2 separate regions of the Mus musculus genome follow, and region 2 is linked to region 1. A link is a contact called in ENCODE Hi-C or POLR2A ChIA-PET data. All regions are on one chromosome and are shown on one strand. Each heading gives the region's core, a stretch centred on a gene start or an enhancer-like site at or near the end of the contact. The rest is flanking DNA. Distances are from core to core; before and after follow the strand shown.

Region 1 (7,701 bases), core at 2,902-5,401:
GTTTAACTGTGCAACACATATAAGCCCACTAGACATGTTTGGTCAATGAATGAATTCCCTTTTTATTTAATGAAGTTGTCACTTCCCAGATATCAGAACAGAGGCCTGGTGAGTAGGGGATACTTAAATCAAAGCCAATAAAACTACCATCACTTTGACTACACACATTCACGATGTTCTTTTATCACCAGCTGGAATAGCACAGTCAGCCATAGGCTGGCAATCTAATCCGGTAGACAGTGATTCGGTTAAAGCTGGAACTTTCAGAATTGAGTGTTGGATTGGTGAACAGAAATAAAGGCCCCTTTCTTCCTTTTCTACCATGTGACTTGTCCTGACTTGTCTTCTCTTCTACCATAGACAAGCTTATGATGTGACTAATAGGAACGTACACAGAGAAACTAATAGGAAAGATCATAGAGAAATTTGACCCTTAACTGGAGTTCAGCCTTCCTGAATGATCTGCCTCTACTAAGATTCTGCAGCCAACAGATTGCTCTTCTTGGCCCACTCTATTTAAGCCTGTTAGATTTGTTGTCTGTTTATTGGTCTCCTGCCATACGCAGAACCTTCTGTGTGGTGATTCCTTCCACAACACAGTCTTGTTTAGAGGATTCCTCTTCCTTAGTGCAGTCTTATTAAGGCAATGCTTACCTACATGATCATTCTTTTCCTTCACCAAATACAATCAACCTAGTCTTAGAAGTCCTATTTTGTAGACACTATAACATTGCAGCCTCCAGGAGGGCCTGTTGATGCTCATATCAAACTATACCATATCTCTCTGTTCTTATTTTTAATTCCTGAGCTCTGCCAGGTGCTCACATCTGCTGAGGGCTCAGAAGTTGCCAGAACTTCCATGCCTCTCCCTTCAGCCAGCTCTTGGCTTCTGAACTACTTGATGTATTACCTCCAACATGCCTCTGCATATCGCTGTGATAATAACAGCCTCTGCCATTCACTGGGGCCTCGAGTGTGTGGTCCGCTGTCTAGTATTGTCTCATTCACATTCTTTCAACATCATAATCTGTGAGAATAGAGCAACCAGCCCTCCCTTTTAGCAAATGGGCAAACTTCACCCAGAGAGAGATGACTGTTTGCTCTTGATTCTACAGTTGTCTGAACTACACAGGGAATGCAAAGCCACCTGTGCCCATAGCTGCCCCCTCCTTGCTTTCTTGTGAGACTTGGGTAGCCAATGGCAATCTTCCCAACAACACCAGTGGGAGACACATGAAGGAAAAGATGATTTAACCTCAGGAAAGTGGCCTTGCCTGTGAACATCATCAGATGTACTTTCCTCTCGTGTGTGTGTGTGTGTGTGTGTGTGTGTGTGTGTGTGTGTGTGTTCATAACATTGGGTGTGGCAGTCTCTTATTATAAAATTAAGATAGCATGGAACACACCTGGGATGGGAGCCAGATGAAGCAAACAGTGGATGGTTATATAAGGTTTGGGGACTGTATGTGACAGAATACGGGCTCACTGTACTTTCTTTTCTCAATTGTCTACTGTTTGCTAATGTTTCCTTCTCGGTGTGATTGCCTCCCGATTTAATAGTGCTTGCCATCCAGGCTTTACAGTGGCAGACCCAGCATAATACCAGGCCCTTCTATGCTAAACGCACTGAGTGTGTATAGCCAACCACAGCCCAACATGTTTAGCTAATGGGTTACTCGGGAGCTATGCACTTACATAATTAAGTGATGTATGTAATTTTGTGTTAACACATTTGCGATGTGTGTTTCTCTGGTGATTGCGACACTTTATTCCCTGTAAAGCATGACATTTTAATTCCCACTGAATGGTTCTCTACCTTGATTCGCCTTGTTTTTTTTTTTTTTTTTTTTTTTTTTTTTGTGACAGGGGATTATTTTGCAATCAAGATAAAAGCATTATTTAGGAAATCTCTAGACTATCCCCATTACTGGGAACTTTTAACTGCAGATTAGTCTCCTATTTTATTGATCGCTGTTTTCAAAATCTTTATTGGAAATTCAATTTCATTTCTATGTTATCAATGGGCCCAGATTAGCATCCGCAAGATTTTTTTTTTAATGCAGTTTTGTAGGGATGGAGGTCTTTAAAAGCCCTCCTGGTATAACATCTCCCCTATGAAAACATTTTGCTTTCCTTTGGTGTTCTGGCTTTTCTTGGGCTTCAGGCTCGCTAGACCAATAGGTATCTATGTAGATGCTACTCCCACTTCCCCTAATTAATGGTGATCTTGATTGAGGGAAAATGCTGTAGGCACAAAGATAAGGGGTAGACCAGCCACCCTTCCCTCTCTAGAGGTATATGTTTGCCCCAGCGGAGCCAGCAATCTATGCAGTTTAACAAAGCCTCGCTCTATGCTGAGGGAATGGAAAGATGATTGTGTGGTTTAAAGGTCCTTTCTGCTCTTGCAGAGGACCTGAGTTCAGTTCCCAGCACCCATTACTGGCTAACAACCAACTCCAAAGGATCCCAATGGCACCTTCTGGCCTATGAGGGCACACACACACACACACACATATACACACTCACACACATAAACACACACATTTGTGGATTCGAGTCCCGACACAAGGTGGAACTTGAACCCACAACATACACACACACACACACACACACATATGCACACAAAAATAGTAAAGAATTTACTAAATCTCATATTAAGTGACAGGCACTGGTTTCAAAACTCAATACAGAGTTCTGCGAGTTCTATCACCGTACATCAAGCACCTACCATCTCTTTAAGAGTCTGCTGAGACAGACAATACGTGATGGGTACAAGAAACCCGAGAGAGTGTCTGTGGACAAAGGCACCCCCACACATCTGGAGAAGTGACCGAAGGATTGCAGGGTGGGTCAGGTCTACAACGACTACACCCTACTTTTTGACTGATTTCCAGAGATCTAAACTCAGGCCTCTGTGCTTATATGGCAAACCCCTTACAACCTGAACGATCTCCCCGGCTCTTGAAGCTGTGGAATGGAGGTGCTCTGTAAATTACCCAGAAGAACTCAGCAGTCACAGAGCTATCAATATTCTAGCTCCTCACCATGGTCTTCTGTTACCAGTTGGTCTGTCAAGCGTGGCTCCCCATACTTCATGTCTTACCAGGTCTCTCTCTGCATTTTAGAGCAAGGTTTACAAGAACCCTCAAACCTAGAACAAATTGTTCTATTGGTCCCAAAGAATGACAGCTCTCCCGTGGTTCTGGTTCGAGCCCCCGTGCCAAGTGTCAGTTCTCAATTAACTCTAGCCTCTGTGAGCTCCTAGAACACAGGCAGCCTAGATCTAGTTGTCTATACCTGGAGCTATGTGGCAAGGTGTGGCACCTAGAAGCTTTGTATTGTGTCCAGGCCCCGCCCCTACCCTCACTTCCCTGAGCCCAAAGCAATGCTTAAGAATGCCAAAAGAATGTTTTCAAATTGTTCCTTCTGTTGATCCCAAAGAATGAGAGCCTTCACATGGTTCTGGTTCAAGACCTGGGCCAGGAGTCAAATTCTAAATTTAATCGTGGCCTCTGTGAACGTTTCTTTGCTTTCCCTGCCACCATTTAAAGCTGTTCACTCTTCCCATCTGCAAGAGCAGCAGTCATGTCTGTCTTTCTGCCACACAAGCTTGTTATTCTACTGGGGGGCAGCGTGTCATATTTCCTATCATAATAGGAATTAAACAAAAGCCCTTTGAGCAAGAGCCCTGTGTGTAAACGCCTGTGCTCACAAATAGATGCGCATCAGAGGCCAGCAAATACCACCCCTCTATTTATTACTATTATTGCTGTTATTGTTATTATTATTATCTTTAAAAGAGAAGCAAGGCTCACTAGAGAATTCCTTTTGGAATTTTCTTTTTAGTGAGAGGACACAGAAGAAAGAGCATGTTCAGCTCGTACCACAGCACACACAGAAATAAGACAGCAGTCATGTTTGGCTAAAGAAGGCACAGCTGTTTAATTTTATAGTAGAGTTACTTTAAGGACTTTGTCAATTCAAAGACGAAAACCAAACAACTGTTGCTACAAAAACTGGAGTTGAGGCCAAGTCAAGATAAATCTGTTCCTAAAACCATCTTAGAATTACAGAACATTTGGGTTCATGCTGGGCGGGGAAGCAGCTCTATTTAAAAAGACTTGGAGGGCCGGTGCTTGGTGCTTTGGCTGGAAATCGGAGGACAGAGGCCTTGCTCTTTTGTGTCCCGGGCTCTGCAGTTTTGGATCCCTCAGCTCTTTTAGCCGCTCAGGGTTTGTTTTAATTCCAAGTTTGTTTGCTTTGGGGGGGGGGGGGGGACAGGCCCATACAGCAAGAAATTATCCAAAATCACAAAGCAGAGATTGGAAATACAATTTTAAAACCAAATTAAACACCAAATTGCATAATTGATTATTGAATTTGGAAGCTAGATTTTAGAAATCATCATTATTATTATTATTATTATTATTACTGTTAAACATGGAATGATGCAGCCTATTCCTTTCCTTGGTCTTATAAATTCCAACTTTCTCTATACTGCCTATTGTTAGAAACAAATGAACTGGCCCTTTTTGTATTTAGTGGTTTTTCTTCCATATTAGGGAGTTATTCAAGACATCTTTCCTCGGTTCCTGTAATTCCAAACCAGTTGGAGTATCAGCCTATTTTTGGTTATGAAGGAACTTTTAAAATGTGGGCATGATTTTTTTAACAGTTATAAAATTCGTTAAACTCAATTGACTACAAATTATAACAGCTATGGCCATAGATACAGTGACTCCGTTATGTTCCTGAAATACATTGTTCTAAACTTCCATATAAAGGCCCCACCAGCCTGACCTCACAGCACCTGACATCGTGAAGGAGGCCTACTAAATGTAAATTATGGTACATATAAAAACAGCCTAACGTTGTGGTTCACACTTGTGTCTCTCCCTCAGAGATCAGTGCCTTACCTGTATTTGAGTAAACTTTCTTGTTAGTTCCTGAGGTTTTTGTGGTCATCCCTGCGCATCACCCTGATATACCACAAGAGGGCAATAGAGAGTTTTCTAACAAAGCCAGAAATGGTTCTAATAACAAGCTATGTGTTTTAACTTGCTAAGGATTTTATTTCTTGGCCTTTCAATCGCCACACTTGAAGCCTCTGGGTATCCTGAACAGTAAATAATCCAAATAAATTTCTTCTGAGAGGAAATACAGAGATACCGGGGCAGACAAGGACTTTTACCCAAATAAGGAGTCTTTTTTGTGGTGACCCCATGTGTTAGATAACTGTCTACTGGCAGTTGGACATGAGTTTATAAGGTTGGAGGCCAAAATATGTATACCATGTGCTATAAAAGAGCTTGGGAGAAAGACAAAAACCTCTATGGCTATCACCAATATCCCAGGGGCACATAGTCAGGGTGTTTCACTGCAGGCTGAATCCATCACAAACATGTCATTTAAAATGATCACCTTCTAAGTATCCTGCAGTAAAATATCCATCTTGTGTTGTGTTGATCCTACTGTGATCTTGCTCATCCCTCAGCATAAAGCCTTAGGTGTTTTAGAGGCTCCTCTCGCTGCCTAACCTGGATTTATTTCCGTAGCCACCACTACCGCTCTCGTGTGTTAGGGTCATTTTAAAATAAAAGGAAGCAGTTCAGTCCAGGAGGGGCGTAGCTTTTGATTCGTTGCTAGCTACAGTTCTGCGCGGCCACTGTCAGAGAAACCAAAGCTGAGGAGTCAGAGGGAATGGACTCTCATTTCAGACCCTGTGATTGGTTACGTAGAAGGGCGAGATACTAGGCCGACCTGGTTTTAGATAGCCACTATCAGAACAATGTCCGACGGTCTTTTATTATATTTATTTTATATCGAGTGCATGTGCATGCACACACATGCACATGATGTGTTATGGGTATGAGGACGGAGATCAGAGAACAACTTTGTAGAATTTGGTTCTCTCCATAGACCTTGACATGGATGGGTTCCAGGAATCAAACTCCTGTCTCCAGGTGTGCACAACAAAGTCCCTGTTCTGTCGCCCTGTCTTCTTGCTGGTCCTTTCGATACTAAGGATGGTGATAAAGTCCTTGTCTCCTCTACAGTCCCCAGAACTGAAACCTGTTTCTTTCGTCCAAGTTCTCTGGACTTATTGGCAATGCGTTGTGTGAAACTGTGGGACCCGACGCAGCTGGACTGTGCCAGGAAGGTCATGTTCTTGCCTTGAAGGCTGACTGCATCTGACCCCTCTACTTACTTTCAAATGAGATCTCTTAAAAGGCAAACGCAGTTGGACTGCAAACTCATTCGGCAATTTGTGGTCAGGGCAACGTCTACTTGGGATTGGCCAAACTCGCTCAAGTTCCATTTTCTCATATCGTGTCTGCACTGAATGATTGCAGCGTCTTACATTACACACAGTTCATGTCGTCAACGCATCAAAATAGCTCATGAGGAGTCAGAGCTCCTCTCTCCCTCTCCCTCCCTCCCTCTCTCCCTGTCTCCTTCCCTCTCGCCCTCCCCCAATCTGTTTTTACTTGGTACCTTAGTGAAGGATCTTAATGTGCTAGCAACCACATCAGGGCATTTAGTAGCCTCGAGTCAATAATTACTAGATTTGAACTTTGCAGAGATCCCAGCATCAGCAGTTTTGGGGTACTAACATCTGTCCGTGACAGAAAATATCACCGCAAACAGGACTCTACATTGACATTGTACTGGAACTTTCGAGCTGTGACCTTGGCCAATTGTTCTATCTTCAGACGTTGATCTGTTTTGCTTGCCCTTTGAATCATGACCGAGGGCATACGTCTCTGATCCTAACATTACATTGTTGTCCAAACCAGCATCACCCATCCGGAAGATAACAAGAGCCATCTGCCGTTTAAAAAGGGAAAACGTGGAATTCATTTGAATGATATAGTTTATCCAAGCCATTATAGCCAAACTGTCGTTATCATCTCAATATGTGCTTGATTTAAAATGCTATCAGTGAGATCATTTGCTCTCTGCCCCACGTGTTGAAAACCAATCTGTGTACCAATCTGTTTTATACGTAAAGTACACCTCAGCTCAGGCTTGGCATTCCAAGGGCTCTGCAGACGCCGGTGGGCACCGAGACTGTATTGGGTGCAGCAACTTTACACAGGAAGGGAAATGTTTTCTTTTAACTGACCACGTGGAGCTTCACCCTTCTCTATCATTATTATTTAGTATTACTAGTAGTATTATGAGATCCATGGTATGGTTTCCACTAACATCTGCCCTGCTGTTCTACTGTGACACAAACTCTTCTTTCCAATGACAGAGCACTCAAGCTTGTCCAGCCAGCCCAGTTACAATCACTTGTCCCTAGTGAATGTATCACTGTTGGGAGTTAGGGACCCTGTTGCTGCCTCTGCACACACACCACACCACAGGCTCCTTTCTCTTCTCCTCTGGACCCTCCATCCTGCATTTTCTACTCTCTTCTATACAGTCACTGAGAGCCATGGTACAGAAGGATTTTGAAGAGCCTTTGCAGTATGAGCTGCTGCTCAGGTATAGCAAATACTTTACAAACTGAGTCATAGGCTGTCCCCTCCTTAGTTAAAAAAAAAAAAGGTACATTTTTATTTGTGGGGTCATGTACCACCAAGCACTTATGGAAGTCAGAGGCCAATTATTTCTTTCCACCTGGTGGGTCCTAGGGATTGGATTCAGGTCACCCATCTTGGCACTGTAGCTCAGCAGGACCCTGGACTCTTATTT
Region 2 (7,701 bases), core at 2,197-4,696, 44 kb before region 1:
CAGCACTTCCTGGGGCCTGATGACCTCTGGCCTCCTTTCCATCTCTGTGAATTAATGTGTGATATCTGCCCTTTGGGTTTGGATTGTTACTGAGTATGAAATAACCAAGGCTCATCAGTATTGAGTGTACATCCCAGTCTGCTTTCTATGGCTTGACCATATCCCATCACCCAGTCACATCACATGCTGACTATTATATGTGTGTATCCTGTTCTATTGATGGACACATGGACTGTTCCACGTTTTGGCTCCTGGGAAATGCTGTTATCAACACTGACTTATAAATACCTGGTTTTGTTTTCCACTACCAGGGTTGTGCCCCAGAAATGGAATTAATTACTGCCTCTATAGGAATCCTGTATTTGAAAGAAATGGTCAGAGGCTTCTCTACCATGATTATACTATTTTACACCAATGTGTGAGGGTCTAGGTTTTTTCACAAGCTCACTAACACTTGGTAGTTTTGTTGTTGTGTATAGTAGGCATTCTAATGAATGTGAAAGAATTACTCCCTGTGGTTTTGATTCATGTTCCTTATAAAGTCATAATGGTACTGACTATTTTTCCCTTGTTCCATTTGTATATATTCTGTGATACAACATCAATTAATTTCCTTTTTACATTATATTGACTTGCATGACTTCTTCACATATTCTGGCTATGAATCTCTTAAATACACTTATTTATGTATGTATATATGTATGTATATATAAATGTATATATAAGTGTATGTATGTATATATGTGCATTCATATATGTATATATGTATATATAAGTATGTGTATATGTATGCACACATGCATGTATATATTATATGTGTGTATATATGTATGCATACTAGTATGTATATATGTATGTATATATACATGTGTATATTGTGTGTATGTGTGTATATATATGTATATGAGTGTATGCATATATAAGTATGTACATATGTATGTACATATATATATTATGTATGCAAGTATGTATGTATGTATGTATGTATGTATGTATGTATGTAATCAGTTGACCATGGGTATGAGTATATGGATGTTCTTTCCAGGCTCCTGTTCCTTGTTATTAATGCATGTCTCCATCTGGATATCAGTACTACATTGCTATTTTATTTACTTCAGTGGAGTGTGTGTGTGTGTGTGTGTGTGTGCGCGCGTGTGTGTGGTGGAGCAAGGGAAAAGGTAACAGAAGCTGTCTTCATTTTGGATGCTGGTTCAGCTAACAAGGGTTTGGATTCTTCCTCTATAAGAATGTAATCTTAGTAACTGCAGGGCAGATTGGGTCTTGAAGTAGTAGTAGACCTTTGTAAACCGAAAGAGTTGACTTTAACTAAGTTCAAATGTGATTGGACAGCAGCCTTACCTGGGTGGCTAGGAAGTAAACAGATAAGTCAACCTCCGAAAACGAATGTCCAGCTTGACCTTGGACTGGGACAAATTTAAGCCCAGAACTTGGAACCTGATGTGCCCCTTCTAGTTCCCTCTTCCATGAGTTCTTCAAACTCACTTATACTAAGGATGAATGACTTGCAATAGGTTAAAGGTGTTTGGAGGTCTGAAAAGATGGTTCAGCAGTTAAGAGTACTTGGCTCCTTTCAATGGGACCTGAGTTAGGTTCCTGGCAATCGCAAGAAGCAGTTCACATCTGCCTACAACTTGAGGTCCGGTCCAGGCAACCGAATGCCGTCTTCTGGCCTCTGAAGACACCTGACACAGGTGCAAAGGTGCACACAGACAAATAAGTGAAAATAGCACAAACGGTTTTTATTAAGAAGTTAACTTGTTTGAAAGGGAGGCAAATTTGAGGCAGGTCAGGCCCCCTAGGTTCCAGCATGTGATCTCCCAAGGCTTGCACTTATTGTATAATCCCTGTCTTGTATGACATTTAGATTTGGCTGAGATGATCATATGCAAATGACATGCAAAATTCTCAAGATGGAATTCAAAAAGACTCCCGAATGTGGCTTTTTCCGCTGTGGCCTTTTGGGAGGACCAAGGAGGTGGAGCTGACTGGCTCCCCAGTGGCTTCATTTGCTACTTAAGAGTGATGTCTGCATTTGGTTTGAATTTAGCTTTGTGATGTTGTTTTCTTTCTAGAGAGACGAAGCAGTGTCCAGGGTAAAAAGCTGATATTCACATAGCAATACCTAATTTTATGTTTGTGTGTCTGTTTAAGCTATGTCTTTTGATGCAGCTGGCTACAATCCTGGGTTATGTAGTTAAAATGTTCTTTGTTCCATTTGCAATCATGTATTCTTTTCTTTCTTTCTTTCTTTTTTCTTTTCTTTTCTTTTTTTAAAAACTTTTCCAGTGATGTTTTTGTTGCCTACCCTGGGAAGATCTGTTTTTCCATTTATCAAAACAAATGGCAAGCTAGGGACCATTTAAAGTCGTTTTCTTAGTTAATAAAGCCAATCTCCTTGTTCTGTTATGTTAAAAGTACATTATATTTTTATTGCCAGTTCTGTGGGCCTGGGTCTGTTTTCTGTCTCAGCAATCTCAGGCAGGCTGCCCCACTCACTCACTGTGTGGAGAATTACAAAATGGTTACAGGCAGGTCAGCTGACTTACAGTACCAGCAGCCATTCTCAAAATAACCACAACAGTCCAAGCCTGATGTATCATTTACGTCACACACTGTTTTCCTGAAATCGTTTGTGGCCTTTTCATTTCTATTCCTGATAGAATCTTGCTCTTGGTCCCTTTTAATCAGACATTTAATTTGTTTTTATTATTAATATTTTCCACTACATGTCTTGGCCTGCCTCCAGTAAAACAGCTCTGATGGGCGGGGAGGTGAGGGGGGGTTAAACAAAAAACAAAAACCTCTTCCTCCCTCAACTATGGTTTTGCTGCAAATGTGTTTTGTCCTTTGATGTGTCTGGACTGGGAGAACTAACTCTGAAGCCTTGAGAGAGATTTGGAAACACACTGAGGGCACCCCACATCAACACATAGCCACAACCAGGAACTGATAAAGTTGATGGACGACTTTGGAATTTTAAAACGGTTCAACGAATTCTGGCTATTTAGTCACATAGCCTGCCTGCATATTTTTCCCCCTTTTACAAATGTCTTTTCTGTATAATGTCTTGTAATTAGAACAGGAAGTCATTGAGTAACTGTAAGATGAATAAAAAGCACTTAACACTGAAAGGAAAATTACCTTCCGAGAAATTATATTCTTTTTTTTTTTTTTTTGCTCTCCACCCTGCATGTTACAATGTTGGTAATGATAGTAGCAGCTGTAGCTACCCTTATCTGTAGGATTTTTGTGCTTGGGTTTTCTGAAATTAAAAAAAAAAAATCATGTTCGGTAATAATCAAAGACGAATGGACAGGAGATAGGAAATGCCTAATTATGACAAATATTCTGTCACAACAGAACCGCAATTAAATGGAAACGGTGTAATTGTCAATTGCAGTAAGGGCTGGACGGCTGCCAGGTACGCAAAGTTGAGGGCTTGCCTTTAGTTGGTTGCTAGGAGCAGGCAAAAAGTATAAAGGTTTCAGAAAGGAATGTCTCCTGTCGGAAAGGGACTGCAGGCTGCATAGATCACTGGGCAAGCCCTTCCTATTGACATGATGTTGCTTAAATTGTTTCAAAAGTAGACATCGGTGGTTTTTTTTTTTTTTTTTTTTTTGTAACTCTAGCAAATTCATCTCTGCTTGGGGGAGGGGACCAAAGAAAGGAAACTGTAGGTTGTCTGTGAAGCAAACCCGAAGGACATTGTGTTTCAAACCAAGGCTCCATACAGATTTGGAATCTTTTAAGTGAAAAAAAAAAATCTTTAAATGTTTGTTTCTGTTGGCCTCCAGACGCATTTGCCCTAATACGATTACGAGAACGAAAGGGCGAAATACTTGGCAGAATTTTCAGTTGAGGTAATTAGGCACAGGAAAGGACATGCATATTTTTTCCACCAAGCTTCTATAAAGTACTAGTGTGAAGGGTTTTATGAAGTTTTTTTTTTTTTTTGGTTTCAGGCTTTCTGATGTTAGACGGTGATTTTTGGTAAACATACAGGGTGATGTTTCCTAAACAACCCCCACCCCCACCCCTGCCAGGAGGATAAAATTATGTTTCTGCAATATTATGTAAGAGATGAAAGCAAATTTCTCTCCTCTAGAATGGATGTTTTCAACCTCCTGCACATTTGGCCACCATTAACTATTAAGAGAGAGAGAGAGAGAGAGAGAGAGAGAGAAGAGGGAAAAGCATTATGGATATTTGAAACTCTACGCTCCAGTAATTTATTGTACTTGACATTTCATGCATCTCTTTATACAAAGACAATCTGAGCAACTCACAGGATGAATGCTCGCCCCGCCCCTCCCCCTCCCCTCCTCCCACCTCCCTTCCACACCCCGCCCTCACTCCCCCCACCACCACCCCTGCTCCCCGAGAGAGACACACACACACACACACACACACACACACACACACACACACACACACACGCCATGAGAGCCATGGTGTACAGCTACTGTTTGACAAGTCGAGGTGGAGTTTCGGATTATAATTACAGTTTCTCTGTGGAATTCCATTTGGGAGTTTGAAAAATATATATAAATAAGTGAAAAAAAATGACATTGAGAGAGGTTAACAAAACGTGTAATTATGACATAAGCACGGGATTAGAGCCATTTCAGTGGAGCATTACAAGATCTGTACTTTAGGTATTAACTTTTAATAGGCCAAGTTAAAGTTCTCTTTATTGAAGTTGAAATGAGGTTTAGTCATTGTGGAACTCTTATTCCCTTTGAATATTTAATTTAAAGCTAAGCATGTTCACATTTTTGGCTGGGGAGGAGGACCCAAGAAGTGGGATGACATTTTAATAGACTATCATAACCATTGTTTACAGTGCCAATCTTGAGTACCAGTCTTTTTCTTTTTCTTGTTTTCCTTTAGGCAGATTATATTCTACTGAATAAAAATCAAGTAAAAAAAAATGTGTATTTAACCCAAGGAACTAGAATGTTCTAGAAAAATACTCTGTACGGTTAGTTCCGAAGTTTCTTGTCTGATGTGGGTGTGGTTGAAAGAAAATCATTGTTCTGAGAACACTTTGTTTGTCTTTTGCTAAACAAATGTGCAATTTATCCATTCTTTGTTCACAGATTTCTCTACTAAAGTCTCTTGTGAAACCGAAAGGGGGGACTGCGTTTATTGGTGGCTCTTGTTGCATGTATCGGAGTATTTATGAGTCTATGAAAGGAGAAAGGAGGCATGGGTCTAGCAGCAGGATTTCTGTTAAGAATTCTTGAAGGGGCCATTTGCTTCTATTTGTTTCTCTCCGTGCTGTTGGGAAATAGAACATGCCAGCCATTGAAGAGTTTAATGTTCTTATGGCTGTGTGAGAGGAAGCTGATTTAATGTAGAGGCTTAGGAAGTCGTTAAAGGATCATAGAACTTAAGATCTGCAAGGCTCTTGCGAAGTCTTAACGTCCATTCCAGCTTATGCGCTCTTCTTTTCTTCATTTCTCCTCCCTGGCGGGCTCTATTAACGTCTATAAGGGCTGAGGGTCTCCTGGGCTCTCTATGGTTTATATAAATATGAAAAGCAATTCCTCTGGGAATGGCTAATTACAAGGTTGGATATTTGCCTCCATCCAAACAATGCCAAAATTCTGGTCCAAATGGGTGGTTCTGTTCAAGAGCAATGGAGTTAGCATAATTTTTGTCTTGGCATCACTGAAGGTTGCCACATTAGACCAGACCCCAGCTGTGCCTTTGGCCTCTTGGTGTAGAGAGACTTTAATGAGGGAAGAGGGGACGGACAAGAGCATTAGGCTGGTAAATGTAAGCTTCAGGCTTCTACCCATCTCCTGGTTAGGATGTTGCTATGAGAAATTTACATTGATAGTTTAAATGTCTACAGTGAGCATTGCAGGCCTTCCAATCATGCACAGACTTAGCCAGAGTGCAATAATTCTGGCTTACAGGTGGGTGAAGTTATCAGTTCTCTGTGAGCATGAATTCTCTGGTTTTACCCGGCCAAAGCTTATTATCTTCATCCTAATACTATAAATTAGATGATAATAATAATAATAATAATAATAATAATAATTATTATTATTATTATTATTATTATTAGAGGCATTTTGTCATAATGCAGAGTTAACCAAGTAAGAGTTAAAAGGTTAAAAGGAAAGGTTAGGTTTCCAGTGTCATGGAGATAATCGCATGGGTCGCAACTTGAGTTTGTCACCTCTACATTGGGGAATATTCACAAATTGTAATTTTGTTTATAGGGTCTTGGTGAGGAACCAAAGACTCACTATCTGAAAAAATTTTCCCTATACTTCAATATTAATTTTACTCTCAATACCAGAAATAGTGTTAGTGCGTTTTCTATTCTTGAGCACATCAGCTGTGCCTGCTCCTTTCTGGTTTGAGTGAAGGGTTTGTCTGTTGGCTTGTTTTAATGTGGTGACTTCTGTGATACCTGCCAACAATCACGGAAATGTGGCAGAGGCAGTCAAACTTAATCCTAGATCTTATTCTAGGCCCTAGTAGATTTGAAAAGGGAAATAAGAATAAAACACACATACACACACACACAAAAGAATAAAACACACATATAACTGTATATATGTAAGATGACTATATATTAATATATGTGCACTTGTATGTTGGTACACAATAAATATTTGTGTGTAATATAACAAATACACATGTGTACTATTATATAACAATAATGTTCATGTAACTACATATGTCTTATGCAATGTGTTACATTGTAATATGGTATGATATATAAATATATATAATGTATTTTAAATATGTAGCATATATTATGTATAAGTCATAAATACATATACAGCATATAAGTCTTTAAGTATTATAATACAACTCTGCTTTAAATGCATATAATCTAAAACGCAAGCTAAGTAAGACACTGTCAGTCTATGCAAACCAACAATAAAAAATATCAGACTCAGAATTCCTTGTGTGGAAGTCTAGAGTGCATGAACTTGCCCAAATGGATGTAAAACTATCCCTTTCTGCACTTCAATCTTACAGAATCTGAGTCTGTCCTTTTGGGTGGTACACAGAGTCTAATCCCATTTTAAGTATTCCAGGAGATCTTGGACAATGCTCCCAGGATAGCCCCTGAGAACACTGTTCTTTGGCGAAGTAGACATCTGTAGGTCACCTCTCTGTGAAGTGGCAGTAGGGCTTGCTCTTCCAAGAATTAAGAGAAGAAGCTGGAAACTGTGAGGAGGGCAGAGTCGGTGTTGGGAGCCTGGATGAGGTACAGAGAGCAGAAGGAGGCCATGTTTCAGCACAGAAGGTTACCTGAGAGATGATTGTATCCCAAACAGGAAATTAGGGAAGAGGGCAGAGGGAGCACCATTATGAAAAGTACTCAAGGAAAGCTGAGAGAATGATGAAGAGAACAGCAATGAGGTAGACCCATGACTCAAGACATCTCTCAAGACACCAATTCAGAAGCAGCTTTTCCTTGAACCTCCATCCCTGGAAAGCACAGCGTCTTCCTTTTTTTTTCTTTTTTTTTTTTTTCTAAAACACTTGGAAAGACTGGTATGGTTGTCTTATCTTCCCAGAAAGCCAAAGTCACTACTAAAGTAGACTTGGGGACCATGAGGTATTTGCGCAGGGTTTTCTATGTACAGAGAGTAGTATAGGTGCTAAGCGTGCTCAACAGAGTGAGCTCTGACAGTTTCTGTCTGTATT

What was found. Hi-C counts contacts between places; a loop is a spot of excess contacts on that map. ChIA-PET counts read pairs that join two places held with the same protein, here RNA polymerase II (POLR2A).
Region 2: a map of heart shows a loop between it and region 1 (2.1-fold over the local background). The contact joins two enhancer-like sites. A Hi-C loop is called at or near these places in 3 of 37 maps with a recorded cell type or tissue (all heart). POLR2A ChIA-PET finds 5 or more read pairs at or near these places in 3 of 5 experiments (all embryonic stem cell).

The regions. Positions count from the first base shown.
Region 1 is chr10:68,144,326-68,152,026 of GRCm38, reverse strand. All of the region lies in intron 4 of Arid5b (AT rich interactive domain 5B (MRF1-like)), which reads left to right. It overlaps Gm51770 (a long non-coding RNA gene), which reads right to left and starts at 921. Exons shown (of 3, transcript XR_003948901.1): 1 at 1-921. Within about 2 kb of position 4,151, at least 1 of the 3 ENCODE cell types and tissues checked has a DNase peak (open chromatin) inside an H3K27ac peak, as active enhancers do.
Region 2 is chr10:68,188,021-68,195,721 of GRCm38, reverse strand. The region is part of intron 3 of Arid5b (AT rich interactive domain 5B (MRF1-like)); the gene reads left to right. All of the region lies in intron 1 of Gm51770 (a long non-coding RNA gene), which reads right to left. Among named protein-coding and RNA genes, the nearest start is that of Gm51770, 41 kb to the right of the region's middle. Within about 2 kb of position 3,446, at least 3 of the 3 ENCODE cell types and tissues checked have a DNase peak (open chromatin) inside an H3K27ac peak, as active enhancers do.